Linked DNA regions of Homo sapiens: regions 1 and 3 are each linked to region 2. Evidence: chromatin loops called from intact Hi-C (ENCODE). Cell type or tissue: endothelial cell of umbilical vein. All regions are shown on one strand. Each heading gives the region's core, and the rest is flanking DNA. Links, peaks and the distances in the headings are about the cores only.

Evidence for each region. Hi-C counts contacts between places; a loop is a spot of excess contacts. Peaks named below come from ENCODE experiments on the same cell type or tissue, not always from the same donor. Only the 100,000 strongest peaks of a DNase experiment are listed, where the experiment ranks them.
Region 1: it touches region 2 in a loop (7-fold over the local background); 3 of 110 quality-filtered maps call a loop at or near these places.
Region 3: a loop joins it to region 2, with 11 times the contacts of the local background. A loop is called at or near these places in 59 of 110 quality-filtered maps.

What each region holds. Positions count from the first base shown.
Region 1 is chr12:10,065,090-10,071,902 of GRCh38, reverse strand. It overlaps CLEC9A (C-type lectin domain containing 9A), which reads right to left. Exons shown (of 9, transcript NM_207345.4): 9 at 5,872-6,403. The coding sequence ends at 6,271. It overlaps CLEC1A (C-type lectin domain family 1 member A), which reads left to right. Exons shown (of 6, transcript NM_016511.4): 6 at 390-2,349. The coding sequence ends at 570. Among named protein-coding and RNA genes, the nearest start is that of CLEC1A, 30 kb to the left of the region's middle. In endothelial cell of umbilical vein, for the core only: no CTCF peak of the experiment used is centred there; DNase peaks (open chromatin) are centred at 2,602, 3,132, 3,792 and 4,472; H3K27ac peaks cover 4,136 bases.
Region 2 is chr12:10,137,259-10,144,071 of GRCh38, reverse strand. No RefSeq gene overlaps it. Among named protein-coding and RNA genes, the nearest start is that of CLEC7A, 10 kb to the right of the region's middle. In endothelial cell of umbilical vein, for the core only: a CTCF peak has its summit at 3,878 (motif pointing right); a DNase peak (open chromatin) is centred at 3,881.
Region 3 is chr12:9,747,969-9,754,781 of GRCh38, reverse strand. It overlaps CD69 (CD69 molecule), which reads left to right. Exons shown (of 5, transcript NM_001781.2): 4 at 92-195; 5 at 1,193-2,296. The coding sequence ends at 1,301. Among named protein-coding and RNA genes, the nearest start is that of CD69, 9.5 kb to the left of the region's middle. RefSeq lists a silencer at 3,235-3,314 and an enhancer at 3,775-4,069. In endothelial cell of umbilical vein, for the core only: a CTCF peak has its summit at 3,857 (motif pointing left); DNase peaks (open chromatin) are centred at 1,151, 3,301 and 3,851; H3K27ac peaks cover 1,117 bases.

The DNA of each region.
Region 1 (6,813 bases), core at 1,226-6,225, 73 kb after region 2:
CACCATTCTTCCCTATATACAATATATCATTATTCTCCCAGGAGACAGGATATATTTGATGTAATCATTTGTATTTTACAGTTAAGTAAACTGAGTTACAGAGAAGGTAGAGAACTTTTTAAGTGGCAGAAACACTATATAAATTTGGAGGAGAACACGTAGCTTCGCTTTAGTTAGAAATGGTTTTTGCTGTTTGGGGTGACCTGCTGTTTCTAAGAATGAGTATGGAAACTTAGGGGCTGAAGAGAAAGAGGCACATGACCCCAGTTTCCCGGTAAACTTATTCTGGTATCTAGACTATAATTTTATAACTCTAGAAAGAATGGGTATTTAATATTTTATTTTAGAAATAAACCGTGATTGAATTTACTTTTTCTTCCTTTCTTAAGGTTCCATATTATAATAGATGTCACCAGCCCAAGAAGCAGAGACTGTGTGGCCATCCTTAATGGGATGATCTTCTCAAAGGACTGCAAAGAATTGAAGCGTTGTGTCTGTGAGAGAAGGGCAGGAATGGTGAAGCCAGAGAGCCTCCATGTCCCCCCTGAAACATTAGGCGAAGGTGACTGATTCGCCCTCTGCAACTACAAATAGCAGAGTGAGCCAGGCGGTGCCAAAGCAAGGGCTAGTTGAGACATTGGGAAATGGAACATAATCAGGAAAGACTATCTCTCTGACTAGTACAAAATGGGTTCTCGTGTTTCCTGTTCAGGATCACCAGCATTTCTGAGCTTGGGTTTATGCACGTATTTAACAGTCACAAGAAGTCTTATTTACATGCCACCAACCAACCTCAGAAACCCATAATGTCATCTGCCTTCTTGGCTTAGAGATAACTTTTAGCTCTCTTTCTTCTCAATGTCTAATATCACCTCCCTGTTTTCATGTCTTCCTTACACTTGGTGGAATAAGAAACTTTTTGAAGTAGAGGAAATACATTGAGGTAACATCCTTTTCTCTGACAGTCAAGTAGTCCATCAGAAATTGGCAGTCACTTCCCAGATTGTACCAGCAAATACACAAGGAATTCTTTTTGTTTGTTTCAGTTCATACTAGTCCCTTCCCAATCCATCAGTAAAGACCCCATCTGCCTTGTCCATGCCGTTTCCCAACAGGGATGTCACTTGATATGAGAATCTCAAATCTCAATGCCTTATAAGCATTCCTTCCTGTGTCCATTAAGACTCTGATAATTGTCTCCCCTCCATAGGAATTTCTCCCAGGAAAGAAATATATCCCCATCTCCGTTTCATATCAGAACTACCGTCCCCGATATTCCCTTCAGAGAGATTAAAGACCAGAAAAAAGTGAGCCTCTTCATCTGCACCTGTAATAGTTTCAGTTCCTATTTTCTTCCATTGACCCATATTTATACCTTTCAGGTACTGAAGATTTAATAATAATAAATGTAAATACTGTGAAGTGTGTGTGATTTTACAATGGACTTATGGTTGGTGGGAAAATTCAGCATGGAAATGCTTTTCAAAATATGATAGCGGTCATTATTTTGATTGTGCCTTACTGAAAGTTTTTGGGGAATTTACAAGAGTACTGATTACATGATTATCTGGAGAAAATAAGATGTCTTTGAAATACGTGTTGGCTTCAAGAAAACAGTTTTAACGTTTTCCTAAAATGAAATCTTTTGAGGTGAGCTTATGGCATCAACACATGGTTGATGAGGAAGCTGAGTTGCATTAGTGCACATGATTTCCAGTCAGGTCATGGGAAATGAACAGAGACAGTGACATCTTTGTAGCTGCTCCTTTGTGAGGCACTTCTTTCTTGAGACGACTCCATGCACAAATATAACAGGGATCATTGGGAATGACACCATCACAGCCACCAAGTTTATTGGTTTACTGATAAATCAATTTTGAGGGTTTTATGCTAGAAAAGATAACATTATAAATCTTTGTTTTTCAACAGTGGAAACTGAGGTGCTTCAGTTTTGTTTTTCATAAACATCTATCTCATGGTAAAATGACGTATAGTAGCAATCATATGATAGAAAGAACACATTGGTGCTCATTTTCATAAACTTCATTTTGTTAGATTGTCACTTAGCAAAGACTATTGCGGATTCTTCCTTGAGAACTTTCCTTTCAATTTTCTGTTGATTTCCTTAAAATTTTCTTCAGGGTCGAGCAAGTTCTGTTGATATATTGTGTCATGCAAAGAAAACTGTATTTGTGGTTAGAAAATGAAGATTTTAGACCTCTTATTCTGATTTACTTATTAGGCAAGTCACTTTACTTCATGAAACCTATTTCACTGCATATGAAGTAGAAATAATTATAATTTCCTCATAATGTTACTGTTAGCTGAAATAAAGTAAATGTGAAATCAGTTTCATAATGTGAACTGCAATAAAAAATGTAAGGGAAGTCAAGAAAATATTTTTAAAAGGATCTAGTGATTTATTTTTAAATATAGGGGCGCACATACACATGCATAAGCAATGTTAAAAAGAAAAAAACTTCAGCTCAATTAAATTTAAAAGAGTTTAATTGAGCAATGACTCATTCACAAATCAGGCAGCCTCCAGAGCCAGAGTAGACTCAGAGGCTCCAGTGCAGCCATGTGGTGGAAGAAGATTTATGGACAGAAAAAGGAAAACGTAGTAAAGAAAACGGAAGTGAGGTACAGAAAAAGCTGGATTGCTTACAGCTCGGAGTTTGCCTTATTTGAACACAATTCAAACAGTTGGCTACATTTGATTGGCCAAAGCACAGTGATTGGCACAAGTATAGACTAGGGTCTGTTTACCCCTCAACTTGTTATAGTTGACATTATGTACAGAGAATCCTTTAAGCTAAACTTAAAATACGTAAAAAGGCAGCGTTAGGCTAAACTTGATTTATTAATAACAACAAACTTCTTTGGAAATCTGTATTTATGAACAAATTGTAGAAGGGCACCTACTTTGGGGAGCTAAGGATTTTATTACCAAATATTTTTGATGATGAGTGCAGATTTTCGATGAAAGTAGTTCATATAATAGGTACATAACAAGAAATGAGAAGTAAGCCTGCAGTTAAGCAATTGTTATGTAAGCCTTGTTGCTACAGAAAGAAAATATGACTGATAGGAGGAAGTCAAATGATTTTGTGGACTAAGCTGTAAAACAGAGACATGCACTCATTTAAGTTTTGACTCCTAGCATCCTATGTGGCTGCAGTCTAGCTCAGGGATGGATGACAAGCCACTCTTTAAGTGCCATTGATGTGAAGGGTCTAGCTGCCTAGAGTGAGTTTTGAATGGTATGTCATTCCAAGTCTGGGACTAAGGGATAGTGTCACTTTAGATTGTGAGGAGGAAAAAATAGCATACATTTGACATACTTCAGCTCCTTCCCTGAGTTTATTCTTCATGTTTCCCCTTAATCCCTTTGTCTTTATAGCAAAACTCACAATATTGATCACAATGTGAACAAACATTTCAAAACAACAGAAAAAAGTGTATAGCATAGCATTCTCACTACACACTTTAGAAAAATGATATTAAGAATAGGACATAATGATAAAGTGAATTTTAAAATCTGATTTGCTAAGAACAATATCCAGTTGAGAATCAGAGAGGGGCACTGTATGAACTGGTTTTTCTGGATGAGGAGACTTTTTTCTTTCTAGGTTCTTGTTTATGTAATTCTGAAGAAATTGCAGGAACAGTCAAACGAGGAGCCCAGCCTTTCCTGGTAGAGCTGAGATCTCCGGTACACAATAAGCTCTTTCTTTTCCTGAGGATATTGAACCAGCTTTCAGGATTTATCAACAGGAAACAGGTCATGAGCCCTGTAACAGCAGGAAGTGTGAGAAGAGTAACGGGGAGCTTTTATTTTGAGGATACAAACACATTATGAACAAGGAGAAAAGTCTAGTAGGTTAGCAGGTTGTCTCTGGGCCAGCTTTAATATTTGGGAGTCAACTCCTCTGTAGAGAGATTCTTACAGTATTTGAAGATTACAAACAAATCAGGATCCTCTGATTTAAAGTCTGCGTGACTTTTGTACACGCTTCATTATATGAATAGATTTTTAGGCTCGAATAGTATCTACTATTATTCTACCAATATTATTATGTATACTTTTTATACATTTAATGTACTTTAACCAAACATGTAAAAAAACTCTTCACATTTGCAGGATAGTTTTATTTTTAGTTTTCTTTTCGTTTGTTTAAGACTAACTTAGAACTCAATGAAAGAGATCTAAGATGCCCAATTCATTGTTGGTGGGACTAGGATATAAGACTGGCATACTCAGTGTTGTATCTGAAAAGCCTTGGTATCCTGGACCAAAAGCAACCTGCAGAGAAGAATCACCCAACTATAGCATCTGTGTGGAAAGTAGCATCGCTGCTGAGGAGATTTGTAGGAGCTGAAGTCAGCTGCGCTGTAGATAAATTCTAATTTGAAAATACTGCATCATACACTACGGGATGACATCAGCTGAAGGATGTTTGCCTTTTGCTTTATTGTACTTCTTAAAGAATGATTATAAGTGCTTCGTATCCTTCCTCTAAACATAGTTCCATGACAATACTTTGAAGAATCTTTAAGGCAAACAGTCTTTGCTAGTAAATTCCACTATTGTTTCTCCTTTATTCCAGGTTATTACATTCAGCTGCCAGCTGTCAGCTGTAAAAATCAAACACAGGAGACAATATATGCTGTGTTTTCTCTGCTATTCTCCTTTTTCAGGTTCTGCAGAAAATTAGAGAAAAATCTCTTTTACTTAAACTCCCACATTTAAACTCTAGGTCAAGGGTAAATAAACAAAAACATGCTCTTCTCATCCTTACACAACCTTACCCATTGTAAAAGGACATTTAGGTAAGAGGATATTTAGTTTCATTTAAATGATTTCCAGTGACTCAGAGAATTAGGTTTTTTTTTTACTTTATATATTTAAGTGATGCCTTTATGCTTAGGAAGAAAAGATGATAATCTAATGAATCTCAGCTCCTCTTTATGAGAAATGAAGAATTAAATAAAATTATACTGAATTAAGCAAATATTTATTGAGAACCTACTATGTGGTACGGCGTTCTTGCAGGGACGTAAGTGGTAACAAGTAATATAATAATAATTAAAGAATCTGTTCTTTCTGTAGATCACAGGGTTCTTTGCTATTAATGGTCTCTAGGGAATAAGATAGTCCATGCTTCAGGGAGTCTACAGACTTAGGGCAGAGAATGTCTATAGATTTATTTGAGGAGAATCCATTAACTTTAAAGCAGATATTCTCTCCAGAGAGTTGCTGACATTTTACACATAAACTTTAACTTCTGAATATCCCTCCAAGAGGAGCAAAAAAAGGGATCATTTTTGCCTGGGATGCACAAATAAAGGTTGATGTGTATAGATGATTGGTGGTGTAGTCCAGAGAACAAAACCAAGCACTGATAGAGTGTTCAACTCTGTGCAAGACTATTCTCAGCACTGACATATATTTACAGTCTACTCCTCACACAATATTTTGGAGTAAGTTCTGCTGTTATTTTACAATGAGGCAATCGAGGCACTGAAAGACGTAATCAAAAGTGTTGGCGTGTTAACCCTGAGGGACCAGACCATGAGCCCTTTGGTTTGCGAATGCCAGGCATGGTCATTGAGAGGAAAGAGGGAATTCACAGAATTCTCTGGAGAACATTCTGATCCTGGCATCCTGACTATTCCTTCTGCTTATGTCAACTTCTAGTAGTTCATCTTTCTAGAAGAAATCAAATCTTAAAAAGTACATTGTCTTACAGGCTGCAGATAGAAGTCTGCCTTTCTTCCAGTTTGGAAATTCGTATCTCTGTTCTTCTATCAGTCTGATAACATAATGCCTGAAAGCCTAGAAAATGCATAGAAAGATCTCACAGACAGTGAGTTTTAAAGGCCAAATTTATTTATTTATTTTAAAAATATTAGTCAGCTGTAACTACATCACCTCCCCCAAAAACATAGATGCGTACCTTGTGTGAAAGTTACAGTCATTCCGGGCTTTAAACAATAAAAATTATTTCCTTGCGTTTGTTCTTAACTCTTCAGGGTTTTGTCTTCTGTAGCTCTAAATAAGTTTTACTCTTGCAATGTGAACAACATCAAATGAAATCTGGACGGTGTGGAAGAATATTCCCAAGTGTATTATTGAGTCCCAGGTTGCTAATTTCATGGCCCACATTTTGGTTTACTGTTCTGTTTTTTTGAGGGGGGGTGGGGGTGGGTTTTCCAATGGCATGCTCCAAATAACAGTGTAATAGAACACTTTGAACACAATTTCTTTCAGACAGAGGATCTCAACGCATACTTCTCACAGATAAAATACTTCCACGTGCTGCAGTTAGACGAAAGAAGGGAATTGCTTTTCACGTATCCACAGACTTGGTTAGCTGACTGGGATCTCTCTGCTGGCAACCTGGAAAAGCAAGTCAACATTTCTGAGGTTAGACTTGGGAGTTTCAGAAATGCTCCTGAGGGTAACTAATGAGAGGTGTGTAGCTGCTTGTTTTGTTTTGTGTTGACACAGCAACTTCCTGTGGTGGTTTCATCCTCCTTCTTCAGTAACTGCTTCTTTCTCTCAATAAAGAATGTTAATATAATTTGAACAAAAACAGCATGTAAAGAAAAAGAAAACATAGATACCCAAAGACAGTCCCTAAATTAGAATCTCTTTGCTGACTCTTAATTTTCAAAATATGAAGGCACCTGATTCTGCTTCTCCATCTCCCCACTGCCATCTGAAAAGCTTAATGTGGAAATAAATAGTTATTCTCTAAACATTAAGCGATACAAAAGAAACACACTTGATAATTATATTATTCATCA
Region 2 (6,813 bases), core at 813-5,812:
CTGGGAAGTGTTTTCTCTAATCAGTTTGGATGTTTCTTTCCTTGGACCCTCTGGTAGCTCCTCACACTTGTGCTTTGATCTGAACTCTGCTGAGTCCTCAAGCAAGATCCTCTGTAGATCTCTGAGTTCTTTCTTGATGCAGCCTACTCTTCTCTTGTACTCTCCTCTGAACTCTGTTTGCCTTTTTCTTCTCTGGCTTTCAGCTTTATATATCTTTAATCCATGGAGTTTACTAGCCTCATCCTCAGTTCCCCTTCCCTGTGTGTGGCCTGGAAACATTCTAAACTTGGTAAGCTAGGGCGATTATAGAGCTCACCTTGCTTGTTTTCCATCTCTCAGGAATCACTGTCCTTGATTACTTGATAGCCAGTGTTTTAAAAACTATTGCTTTATATATGTATATCCTTTTGTTTGTTTTAATTTGGAAGGTGAATTGAGTCCTTGTTACTCTATTGTGGCTATAAGAAAAAGTTCAAGATAACTATTTTGTAATTAGGTATTTAAGCTTCTCTTTCTGTTAGGGCTACTGATATCATTGAACAAAGATAAGTTGAACTGAGAGTATCCCTGGGGAAAAAAATTGTACTTCAATACTGAAAGATGGATTCTTGACTTTGTGTCTGGTAGTTTCTATTTCAAAGTTGATGACAGAGCTATCTTCTTTAGCCAAGCTGATAGTGCCTGTGAGTCATTGCCCATTCGCCCTTACTATTTCTGTCTTCAATCCTTATAGACACTGGTGCATTATTTTCTTAAACCTTAGATTCAGAGGCAATTGCCATGATCTGATCTATCCTGGGGATAACTCTTTCTATTAGTTCATATACTGCTTTTTGATCCCAACTATATCATTTAAATCAGGGCTACAACTTCAGCTCTTGGCCTGAGGGCTGTTATGTGCATGCTGTGATCTAAGACTAATTTTTACATTTTAAAAGGGTTATTAAAAATATGTGCAGCAAAGACTGAAAGTGGACTGCAAAATCTAAAATGGTTACCCTCTCTCCCTTTTCAGAAGATATTTACTGACTCCTGATGTAAATAAACTATTGTTCATGCATGCATTTCTGTAATGAGAAATAAATATGATAGTTAAGCACAAGGGCTCTGAAGTTGAACTGAGTTCAAATCCCAGTTAATTACTGAACATTTCTGTTGTCTAAGGCAAGCTATGTACCCTCTTAATGCCTTGAAGTTCTCAACTGAAAGAGGAATACCACTAATAGCTACCTCAGAGATATTTGAGGATTTAATGGAATGATGTTTATAAAGTCCTTCACAATGTGCCTAGAATTTGGTAAGAGTTCAAGAAATGTTAGCTACTCATATATTTGTTTAATTTTTTTTATCTTCTTAAGGCCCTATAAATATTCTGGTTTTGATTGTCGATTCTTAAGTTCTTAGAACATATTGGTCAAATAATCTAAAGGACCTGTTAATTAGGTTTAATTGCACTGGTAAACATTGCTTTGGATTCTTTGTTGTTGTTGTTGTTAAAATAGCATGCTGTGGAACATATCCTGACTTGGCCCTTCTTTTACTAACCATAAAAAGTAACATCCAGCATTTCTGCAGTTTTTTTTTTTTTAATTGTGGAGATTTGTCTGAGGTTTATTGGGGCTCTGAAAGAAAACTTGAGTTGGTATGGGAACAGATGGTATATAAGTGAATGTAATTTCAAATATCCAATTACCTTAGAGTATTTCATACAGTAAACTTTGGGCTGTGCTGGCTTAGCAGAATGTGTATACTTTCCTGAATTTATTGTTTAAGGTTTTTTTGTTTGTTTTGTTTTTGGTTTTTTGCTTGTTTATTTATTTATTTATTTTTTTGAGACAGAGTCTCACTTAGCCATCCAGGCTGGAGTGCAGTGGCGTGATCTTGGTTCAATGCAACCACTATCTCCTGGGTTCAAGCGATTCTCCCATCTCAGCCTCCCGAGTAGCTGGGATTACAAGCACCCGCCATCATGCATGGCTAATTTTTGTATTTTAGTAGAGACAGGGTTTCACCATGTTGACCAGGCTGGTCTTGAACTCCTGACCTCAGGTGATCCGTCCGCCTTGGCCTCCCAAAGTGCTAGGATTACAGGCGTGAGTCACCACGCCAGGCCTGTTCAAGTTTTTAAAATGTAACAAGTAAAATGAGCAAATTTAAGACATTCCATCTTTATATTAATATCTTCAAATGTACTTCCTTTGCATCTGTGTTTATCTCCCAGATCCTCTTAATCTCCACTTTTCCATGATCCCCCTCATCCCATGATGGATAACACCTGTAAAAATGTGCCATTTTTACTGATGGAGTACTCGTTTCCTGGAAGTAAATTAAAAATATATGGGTATATTTTTAATATTATTCTTTACATATGCATATATTTTAATTGTTATTCATATATATATAAAAGAATTGAGGAGTTCTAAGCATTGACAGAGTTGGGAAGCACAGAATTAAGTAGGAGTATCATCCATCTGACTTGTATGTGGACCATAAGGAAATCTGAGGGCTTTGATAATTATTAAACTGAACTTTGGTGACAACACAGTTAAATTTAATGGTCCATGTTATATTCCAACAAACAGTCAAATGTCTCAGATCTTCCCTAGTTCTTTTACTCCTTTAACAGCACAGCTGATAGATAATTTGTATCTCAACTCTCAGATAACATACAATCCAATAGCAATATTATAAATAATTCAAATTCAGTAAAGCATCCTATAATACTGATAGCAGAAATCTATCTCAGTATATTCATAAATATCAAATTGTCTGCCTTCGGTAAGCTTATACAACACTGTCTTATTTATTTACAATAAATACCAAACCTTTTACAAATTAAAATAATTACTTATGCCTGTCTTATTACTTTGTTATATTTTGAAAATGCTACAGGATATCTACTATGTACTTTTTTTTTTTTTTGAGACAAGGTCTTGCTCTGTTGCCCAGGCTGGAATGCAGTGGCACGATCTTGGTTCACTGAAACCTCCGCCTCCTGGGTTCCAGCTATTCTTGTGCCTCAGCTTCCCGAGTAGCTGGGACTACAGGCATGTACCACCATGTCAGCTAATTTCTGTATTTTTAGTAGAGATAGGGTTTCACCATGTTGGCCAGGCTGGTCTCGAACTCCTGGCCTCAAGCAATCAACCCACATGGGCCACCCAAAGTGCTGGGATTACAGGTGTTAGGCACTGCACCTGACCAGCTGTGTAATTTTTAAAAGGCTGAATATATACTTCAGTAAGTTAGATAAAAAATAACAACTTCAGATATTTTGATTTCCCCTTCACTCTTATTTTTACAAAGATATATGGATTAGAATTGTTTTTTTCTCATTTTTGGTTTATTCATTAATTAATTCATTTATTTATCAACGCTCTAGTGAATACCTTCTTTCTTTAGTGCTAACAGGGTTGACAGTAATGAATATACTTAGAACCTGTTCTCATGGTGCCTACAGTGTGGTATGGAGGAAGAAAATAAACAAATTAAAAATAGCTAGCTATATGATCTTATTCATCCATTTAATGTAGTCAGTGCATCACTCTAGGCACTGGGAGTTGGTACTGAGCAAGATATGTTCCCTTCTTTCTAGGAACTGATGGTGGCAGAAATTTAAAATTAAAAATAAATGTACATGGTAATTATTGAACTCTAACAGGTGATCTTAATAGAAGCTAACTCCTAATGATGATAATTCCTTAGGAATGAAGAACCATAGATGCCTTTTAGCAGAATGAAAGTGCCATTTTTATTATGAGACAGGTCTAGCCTGCAGAAATTTTTCAGTTTTACTTGCAAATGAATAAAATAGATTAAATTCCTCTAACTTACCTTGAAATTCCTAAAACGAAGCAGCAGATGGCACCGTCACCTCATTCATGCCTGCTGATTTTGCCACATCATTTTGGTTAACTCATGCTGGCTTAGCTGAGCTCAAACACCACAAGGAATCTATTTTTATCAGTTTTTCTGTACTTACCTTATTTGCCATACAAGGATCCCAACAGAGATTTAAGACCCATTATCATTTTACTGGTGAAGAAGCAAGCATAGAAAATTAAACAATATATCTAAAGTCATACAGTCCATCAGTGACAGAGTCAGAAGCAGCAATGCCACATGCTGCATTTACTGGGTAGAACGTAGACTCTGAAATTCCAAGCTCTACAAGTAACTTGAAGTTTTTTCCTTCTTATGTAATTTAATTCACCTATATTGAGCTGTTTCTTTTATTTATTTATTTATTTATTTTGTTTCGAGGTGAGGTCTCGCTCTGTTGCCCAGGCTGGAGTGCAATTGTGCAATCTCTGCCTCCCGTGTTCAAGCAATTCTCTCACCTCAGCCTCCCGAGTAGCTGGGATTACAGGGGCGTGCCACCATTCCTGGCTAATTTTTGTATTTTCAGTAGAGATGGGGTTTTACCATGTTGGCCAGGCTGGTCTCGAACTCCTGACCTCAGGTTATCCACCCACCTAGACTTCCCAAAGTGCTTAGATTATAGGTGTGAGCCACTGTGTCCACCTTTTTTTTTTGTTGTTTGCTTTTTTAGACAGAGTCTTACTCTGTTGCCCAGGCTGGAGTGTAGTGTCAGGATCTCAGCTCACTGCAGCCTCCTCTGCCTCCCGGATTCAAAGGATTCATGCTTCAACCTCCCGAGCAGCTGGGATTACGGGCCTGTACCACCATGCCCTGCTAATTTTTGTATTTTTAGTAGAGATGGGGTTTTGCCATGTTGGCCAGGCTGGTCTTGAACACCTGGCCTCAAGTGATCTGCCCGCCTCGGCCTCCGAAAGTGCTGGGATTACAGGTGTGAGCCACTGTGCCCGGCCTGTTACCCCTCTTTTAAAAAGTGAATGGAATTTGTCAGGTGACTAGCTTCCAAATATTTTCATTGCTCAATTGCTTTTTTTCTAAATGAAATTGTATATAAAATTTCCACCTATCAAAAAAGCAACATCAGAGATGCTCTGGTTGAATCAATATTGGGACAGTCCAGAGACCTTCCTGTTTGGCCTGTCCTGCATCACATTCTGCTGTATTTTTCTACTAAAGATGATGCTGAGTTATAGGATACAGAACTGAAACATGGATGTCCAATAAAGTAACAAAAGTGAATGCAATGGAACACAGAGCCGCTATGGGTAAAATAAAGAGGGATGACCCACAGGTAACCTAAAGCAAACAAATAAACATACACAGCTGAATTTTGCTTCCTATGCCATTTTTTTTCTTGACTCCCACATTTGGAGATGCTTTTTCTTCTCTTCCAAGGTTTCTCCATTTGTACCCACGACAGGAACTGTCTATTTCGAGGGTAGATTTTACCTCCATGCCATTGCTCAAGAGTCTCCTGAAACTATCTCCTGCAGTCAAGATGAAAATGGCCAATTTGGGACTCAGTGTCCTTGGTCAACTGCCTTGTTCTTGCTTCTTCCATTTTATCTCACTGAACCCCAGGACTCCTTTTCCCAGCTACTAGGGAGGCTGACGAAGGAGAATCGCTTGAACCCGGGAGGCAGAGTTTGTGGTGAGCCAAGATGGCGCCACTGCACTCCAGCCTGGGCAGAAGAGTGAGATTCCATCCCTCCGAAAAAAGACAATTCAAAATTCAAGTAAATGATAAGTTTAAAAATACCAAAACTTGGTTTCAGGATTAATTCTAAAATTCATTTAATTGAATTTTTCTCTGATTGTACTCTTGAAAAAGAAGTAAGTGTAATATCGTATTGAAATGGTCAGAAGAAAAGGAGGGAGGAGAAGAAATAACACTTTTTTAAAAAAAGAGGACATAGAAAACTTATAAATAGGCTGTTTATTTATTGTATATGAAATTTACTTATAAACTCATAAATAGCCTATTTATAAGTTTTCTATGTCCACCTTTTCAAGGAAAAGGAGTCCTGGGGTTCAGTGAGTTAAACTGGAAGAAGCAGGAACAAGGCAGTTGACCAAGGACATTGAGTCCCAAACTGACCATTTTCATTTTGACTGCCCGAGATAGTTTCAGGAGACCCTTGAGCAATGGGCATGGGGGTAAAATCCACCCTTGAAATAGACTGTCCCTGTTGTGGGTACAAACGGGATTACAGGCACCTGCCACCACACCCAGCTAATTTTTGTATTTTTAGTAGAGACAGGGTTTCACCATGTTGGCCAGGCTGGTCTCGAACTCCTGACCTCAAGAGATCTGCCTACCTCAGCCTCTCAAACTGCTGAGATTACAGGCGTGAGCCACCACCCCCAGCCTGAATTGCCTTTTTTTCTTCCTATTTCCTTCTCAACATTATTTCTAGGTTCCTTACCTTATCACAAAACCTCCATGTGTATCTTCTACACTGTTCTTTCCATTTTCTCACTACTTAACATACCTGGTTGTACTTCTTTATTTTTTCCTCCTCTCATTGCCATGACTACAATCCCTTCTCCTGAATCTTTTGAATTTTTTGGCTCTGTCAATTTAGATTTTCATTATAATCTGACTTCCTAAGAAAAAAGAAATGTCAAGTTATTTTGTCCTCTACTTAAAACTAATTGCCAGGATGCTCTGCAGCTTGAAGTTAAACTACCAGGGAAGTCTTTTAGGACAATGCCTCATACTCTTCTGTTTGATTTGTCTTGCTCTTTTTTCTTGTTTGTTTGAGACAGCCTGTAGCTCAGGCTGGAGTGCAGTGGTAGGATCTCGGCTCACTGCAGCCTTAATCTCCTGAGCTCAAGCGATCCTCCTGCCTCAACCTCCTGAGTAGCTGGGACTACAGGCACATGCCACCATGCCCGACTAATTTTTTGTTGTGGTGATCGGACCCAACACCA
Region 3 (6,813 bases), core at 818-5,817, 390 kb after region 2:
CCTCAAGTTGCAGCTTTTGAGAAACAGGATTTACTATCTACTTCCCCAGAAGGGTGTTTAATGTAACAAACTCCTTTGTGCTTTCTTTAAGAACTTTCTAAAACGATACGCAGGTAGAGAGGAACACTGGGTTGGACTGAAAAAGGAACCTGGTCACCCATGGAAGTGGTCAAATGGCAAAGAATTTAACAACTGGTAAGTCTCCAGAAGTCTCTTTATATTCCCCAGGGTGGCATCTCAGGAAAATCACTTTCCTTTTCTCCTTTCAAAGCACTTTAAATATAAAGGCTGAGCTCTTCAAGAGCTCTAACAATCTCTTCTGAATGCGTATACTCTGGAATTCTTTAATAACAGGCTTTATTATTATTCTTTTTCTTTATCCACACTTATAATACATAAAATAAATGCTTATAGTAATTTTTCTCAGCAAACTCTAATGTGAGTAGTAGATCTGGTTAATTTGGAAATATTTCAATAATAATTATGATGATGCAACAAAAACCCATTTTCAATGTCACATTTAGTCTTTACTAATAAGACAGTTGCTGGAAAATAAATCCTTCTTACTATTTCTCAGTTTTCATCTCCACAGAATAAAGAATAGTTTCAATGCCTAATTATGAGTTTCTATACACCTGAAAGAAAATTTGCCCCAGAATTAGATACTCTATTTTCATTACCTTTAGTTAAAATACATTTAATGTTTGAAGATCATTTTATAAGTTTGCTGTTGATCATAATACTGATAAAGTATCGAGATTAAAATTCAGGTTTCTAGAAAAGGGATTCCTAATATTTGTCCTATGGCTCCATATCCACAGATGGGCTTCAGGAGCCATAAACCCCTTAAAGCTGTATGCACTAGTATGCATGGCTGTTGAATGCATACAATTTTGTGAAATTATTTATTGAAAAATCTATGAACTCAGAAATGACCAAGAATCACTTATCTGGTGCCATGCCAACCAAATGAATGGCGTGCTTTCCTCTTACTTCCATATTTTTTCTCCACATCCTATTTTTTTTTCAATTCTTGTCCATTGTCTCTACAGATTAGTCTATGATTATTTGACTTGTGTATCCCACTAAGAATTTAAAAGAAGCAGAGGTCACCATCTCCGAGTTCATTCTCATGTAACTGAATGAAAACAATGAGCTGAAAATAATTCTAAGTTTTTTTATTGTTTGACAGGTTCAACGTTACAGGGTCTGACAAGTGTGTTTTTCTGAAAAACACAGAGGTCAGCAGCATGGAATGTGAGAAGAATTTATACTGGATATGTAACAAACCTTACAAATAATAAGGAAACATGTTCACTTATTGACTATTATAGAATGGAACTCAAGGAAATCTGTGTCAGTGGATGCTGCTCTGTGGTCCGAAGTCTTCCATAGAGACTTTGTGAAAAAAAATTTTATAGTGTCTTGGGAATTTTCTTCCAAACAGAACTATGGAAAAAAAGGAAGAAATTCCAGGAAAATCTGCACTGTGGGCTTTTATTGCCATGAGCTAGAAGCATCACAGGTTGACCAATAACCATGCCCAAGAATGAGAAGAATGACTATGCAACCTTTGGATGCACTTTATATTATTTTGAATCCAGAAATAATGAAATAACTAGGCGTGGACTTACTATTTATTGCTGAATGACTACCAACAGTGAGAGCCCTTCATGCATTTGCACTATTGGAAGGAGTTAGATGTTGGTACTAGATACTGAATGTAAACAAAGGAATTATGGCTGGTAACATAGGTTTTTAGTCTAATTGAATCCCTTAAACTCAGGGAGCATTTATAAATGGACAAATGCTTATGAAACTAAGATTTGTAATATTTCTCTCTTTTTAGAGAAATTTGCCAATTTACTTTGTTATTTTTCCCCAAAAAGAATGGGATGATCATGTATTTATTTTTTTACTTCCTCAGCTGTAGACAGGTCCTTTTCGATGGTACATATTTCTTTGCCTTTATAATCTTTTATACAGTGTCTTACAGAGAAAAGACATAAGCAAAGACTATGAGGAATATTTGCAAGACATAGAATAGTGTTGGAAAATGTGCAATATGTGATGTGGCAAATCTCTATTAGGAAATATTCTGTAATCTTCAGACCTAGAATAATACTAGTCTTATAATAGGTTTGTGACTTTCCTAAATCAATTCTATTACGTGCAATACTTCAATACTTCATTTAAAATATTTTTATGTGCAATAAAATGTATTTGTTTGTATTTTGTGTTCAGTACAATTATAAGCTGTTTTTATATATGTGAAATAAAAGTAGAATAAACACAATGGTTTCCAAGAAAGTTCATTCCTTCAAAATACATTAAAAAGTATATACTATATGAGAAAGCAGAAAACAGTTACTATAACTTAGGAAAAAATCCCATGTAGAGTAAAACCCTTAGTTTTATAATAGCTTATACATATCAAATTGTTTTCATATGCTTATATGCTAAAGGGTGTATGTATCCATATCCATTTTTCTGTATATAGCAGATGCTCTGTAATAATTACTCCTCATAGTCAATGCTCTGAAAGTATCTTGTTCAATTCTGAGGTGCTACATACACTTTAGTTATTTATGTAAAATAATTCAATATATAGAAAAGAGGCATAATCTTCATGGGATATTTCAATCAGCAAAAAACTCAATGATGTAGTTTGGATGTGTGTCCCTGCCCAAATCTCATGTCGCATTGTAATCCCCTTTGTTGGAGGTGGGGCCTGGTGGGAGGTGATTACATCATGGGAGCGAATCTCTCATGAATGGTTTAGCATCATCCTCTTGATGGTCTCCTTGCACCTGAGTGAGTTCTCAGGAGATCTGGTCTTTTCAAAGTGTGCAGCACTTTCTCTCTCTCTCTCTCTCTTTCTCTCTCTCTTTCCTGCTTTCTCCATGTGACATGCCTGCTCCCACTCCACTTCACCTTCCAACATACATAAAAGCTCCCTAAGCTTCCGCGGAAGCTGAGCAGTGTCAGCATTATGCTTGTAAAAACTGCAGAACCGTAAGCCAATTAAGCCTTTTTTCTTTATAAATTACCCAGTCTCAGATATTTTTATAGCAATGCAAGAATAGCCTAATACATTTGATTACCTTCAAAATTGTTTTATAAATGTAATTTGCAATATTCTTCTCTGCTTGTTGGAAATGTATGATGTGTATGGTATCTCTAAACTATTGGCAAACGGCAAACAGAAATGTGGATTTCAGACACTGCTTAGTGAAAAATAATGACCTCTGTGCTCCTGAGTTCCCACAGCTGTGGGAAAAAAGAAACAAGCAGCCTCCTAGCGGTAATATTCTATCATTACCAACAATCTACTCCCGAGTCATCTTAGAAAACAATGTCTTGCGATTAATATTTTAGTTATAACATATTTTTATGTGCATAAATCTAATCAAATTATGAAAATTGAGAGCAAGCTTAAAAATATTTCTATATTAGTATGACACAATTTTTAAGTCATTGAATACTGACTGTATCACCTAACAATTCAATGAATTTTATCATTTTTACAAATAATTTTATTGAATCCCTATAATTATGTGAAATGAGCAGCTGATGTATTTCCCTTTCCAGAGGAAGAAGTTGAAATTATGTTGAAAAAGCGACGCAAAACACGGATAACAGAGTTATTTTTTACACATAATTTGAAGTCATTTTATTCATAAGGACAACTGTTTTCTTTAAATAGATAAAAAATATACAATTCTTAAAGGGAATAATGTTATTATTTAAAGTATGACTCTACTTGCAAGTGACCAATGACAAATATAAAAAATGGGTTTGTCTCAAGAACCCCTCCTGCCCCCGGCTAAGTCCCCTGTTACAAAAGTTGCAGTGCCATCTAGTGGTTATACGAGATTACTGCACTTCTGTTTTAAGGATCCTACAAAACATCTATGTGGAGCGTGGAGCTGCTGAGACCCAAAGCACGGGGGCCAGACCGCCCGAGTTTCATCTCTGCCACGCGCGGGCTGACTAGCTATTTTATCAGAACTCGTTCAAAATTCAGCTAAAATTAGTTAGATGTTAAATTAGTTAGTACATGAAAACAAACTTAAAACATTATCTGGCTCCCTAGTACACCATAGGCATGTATTAAATACTCATGATGATTATTAGAACTAGAAACACTATGTCTTCAAACTTCCAGTATTGGCATAAAGCCGCGTTTCTACACGACATGTCTATTTCTACGTAATATATCTTATTTGTATTTGTTTTTGGAAAGCCTTTTAAAAATTTCATTTCACAAGTTATAAGTAAGCACCTACTACTATGGTGGACACCAGAGTTAAAATACTCAGCAAATTCCGCATGGCAACTGGCCTTGTGGAATTCGTGGTCTATTTGTAAAACAAACAACAAGATGAATTGACATGGTGTGATGAATGTTATAATAGGAAAAACGTAGGGTGCTATGGAAGCATATTAAAGATATACTCCTGTATTCAAACCTTTAGCTAATTATCAAAATTTTAACTCTGTAGGCTACATTCATCTTGGATAGTTACATAAATATGTGTAAAATAAAACTATCAGTTATCCGTGTTTTGCGTTGCTTTTTCAACATAATTTCAATTTCTTCCTCTGGAAAGGGGAATACATCAGCTGCACATTTCACATAATTGTAGGGATTGGATAAAACTTTTTAAAAAGGCTAAAATGCCATTGAACTGTTAGGTGCTATAGTCAGTATTCAACTACTTAAAAATTGTATGATACTAATATAGAAATGATATTTTTAAGCTTGCTGTCAATTTTCATAATTTGATTAGATTTTGCACATGAAAATGTATTATAACTGAAATTAAAATGTAAATGATTTTTCAGGGAAAAATATTGGGAAATATATGACCAGAACGACTGCTGGTGATGGTGTAAACTGGTTTCCTTTACCCTTTGGAAAGCAGCTTGACAATACTTACTGGGGAGGGAGGGAGATTTTAAAGAAATAATCTTGGATGTGCAAGACATAACCACAAAAATGTTTATCAAAGGGATATTTCTAGTAGTGAAAAATCAGAAGCTACCTAATTGTCCAAAACCAAAGATTTAGTTAAATAAATATAATGCTCCTACATGATGAAATGCTATCCCAACATTAAAAAATAATGAAGAACATTTATGTATATGAAAGAATACTCAAACTATTATTGCTGCTAGTTTAAAATAATATATACAATAGGATTATTTCCTGTTCAATATTAAATATACAAAACATGTTTTATATTTCTATATGCTGACAGAAAGTAAAACTACTAAAGTAAACACAGTGGTTTTCCCTGAGGAGGAGGAATATAGGAAGTATTTATTTTCTTTATGTTTTTCTATAATTTTGGATCTCTTTCTTTCTTTCCTTTCTTTTTCTTTTCTCTTTTTTCTTTCTTTCTTTCTTCTTTTTTTCCTTTTTTTTTTTTTTCCGAGTCTCACTCTGTCGCCCAGGCTGGAATGCTGTGGCTCGATCTCCGCTCACTGCAGCTTCTGCCTCCCGGGTTCAAGCAATTCTCCTGCCTCAGCGTCCCGGGTAGCTGGGATTACAGGCGCGCACCACCACGCCCGGCTAATTTTTGTATTTTTAGTAGAGACGGGGTTTCACCATGTTGGCCAAGCTGGTCTCGAACGCCTGACGTCAAGTGATCCGCCGGCTTCAGACTCTCAAAGTGCCGGGATTACCCGCGTGAGCCACCGCGCCCGGCCAATTTTGAATTTTCCTATAATGAAATTATTTTATTCTTAAGAAAAAGTGTTTTCTTTAAATAGATACAAATATATAATTCTTAAAGGGAATAGTTTTATTATTTAAAGCATGACTCTACTGTCTGGTGACCAATTACAAATACGAAAAATGAGTTTATTTCAAGAACCCCTCCTGCCTGTCTTAAAGATCTCTGTTGCAAAAGCTGCAGTGCCATCTAGTGACTGTATGAGATTACTGCACTTCTGTGTTAAGTCATTGTCAAAGGACATTAAAAAATAATTTCTTGCTGGCTATAATTAACAATAATATATTGCACATTTCAAAATCGCGAAGCAAATAAATTTCAAATGTTCTCACAATGAAAAATTATAAGTATTTGATGGTGATTGATATGGTAATTAGCTTGACTGAATCATTCCACATTGTGTACAAATAACACTACATTATACCCCACAAATAGATACAATTATAATTTGTCAATTTACAATAAATTTTTAAAATATATCTTGGTTATTTTTTACACTCAAGTGGCTTGTGTGTGTGTGGATGATGATTCTTGGTTTCTTTTGTGGAAAGATGTGGCAGTCACCACTCTCTCAACACTACATTTTGTATTTTTTCTAGTTATAAAGGAAATGGCATAATCTAGAAAAGTAAAACTTAACCTTTGATAATGCTGCACCCCATTCATATTTCTCAATATTTGTAATGCCAAATTTAAAATGTAATTAAAATAATGCATGTAAAAGTGTTTCGTCTATGCTAAAGAACTACATTACCATAAGTTGACTTGCTTCCAAATTTCTAGGTTCTGAGACCTGAAGTTCACATTATTTTCTCCTTATTTTACATATACTTACCAATAACTTGAAACCAACAAACAAAAATCTGCACATTATAAACTTAAAATTACAGATTTCTAGTTTTCAAAAGACATCATGGACAGAATGACAAGTCGTCACAGAGTGGAAGACATTCTAACACGTATAATTGATAAAGGAATCTGTCTCTCCCCACCCCCATCATCTATCTATCTATCTATCTATCTATCTATCTATCTATCTATCTATCAATCATCTATCTATCTATCTATCATC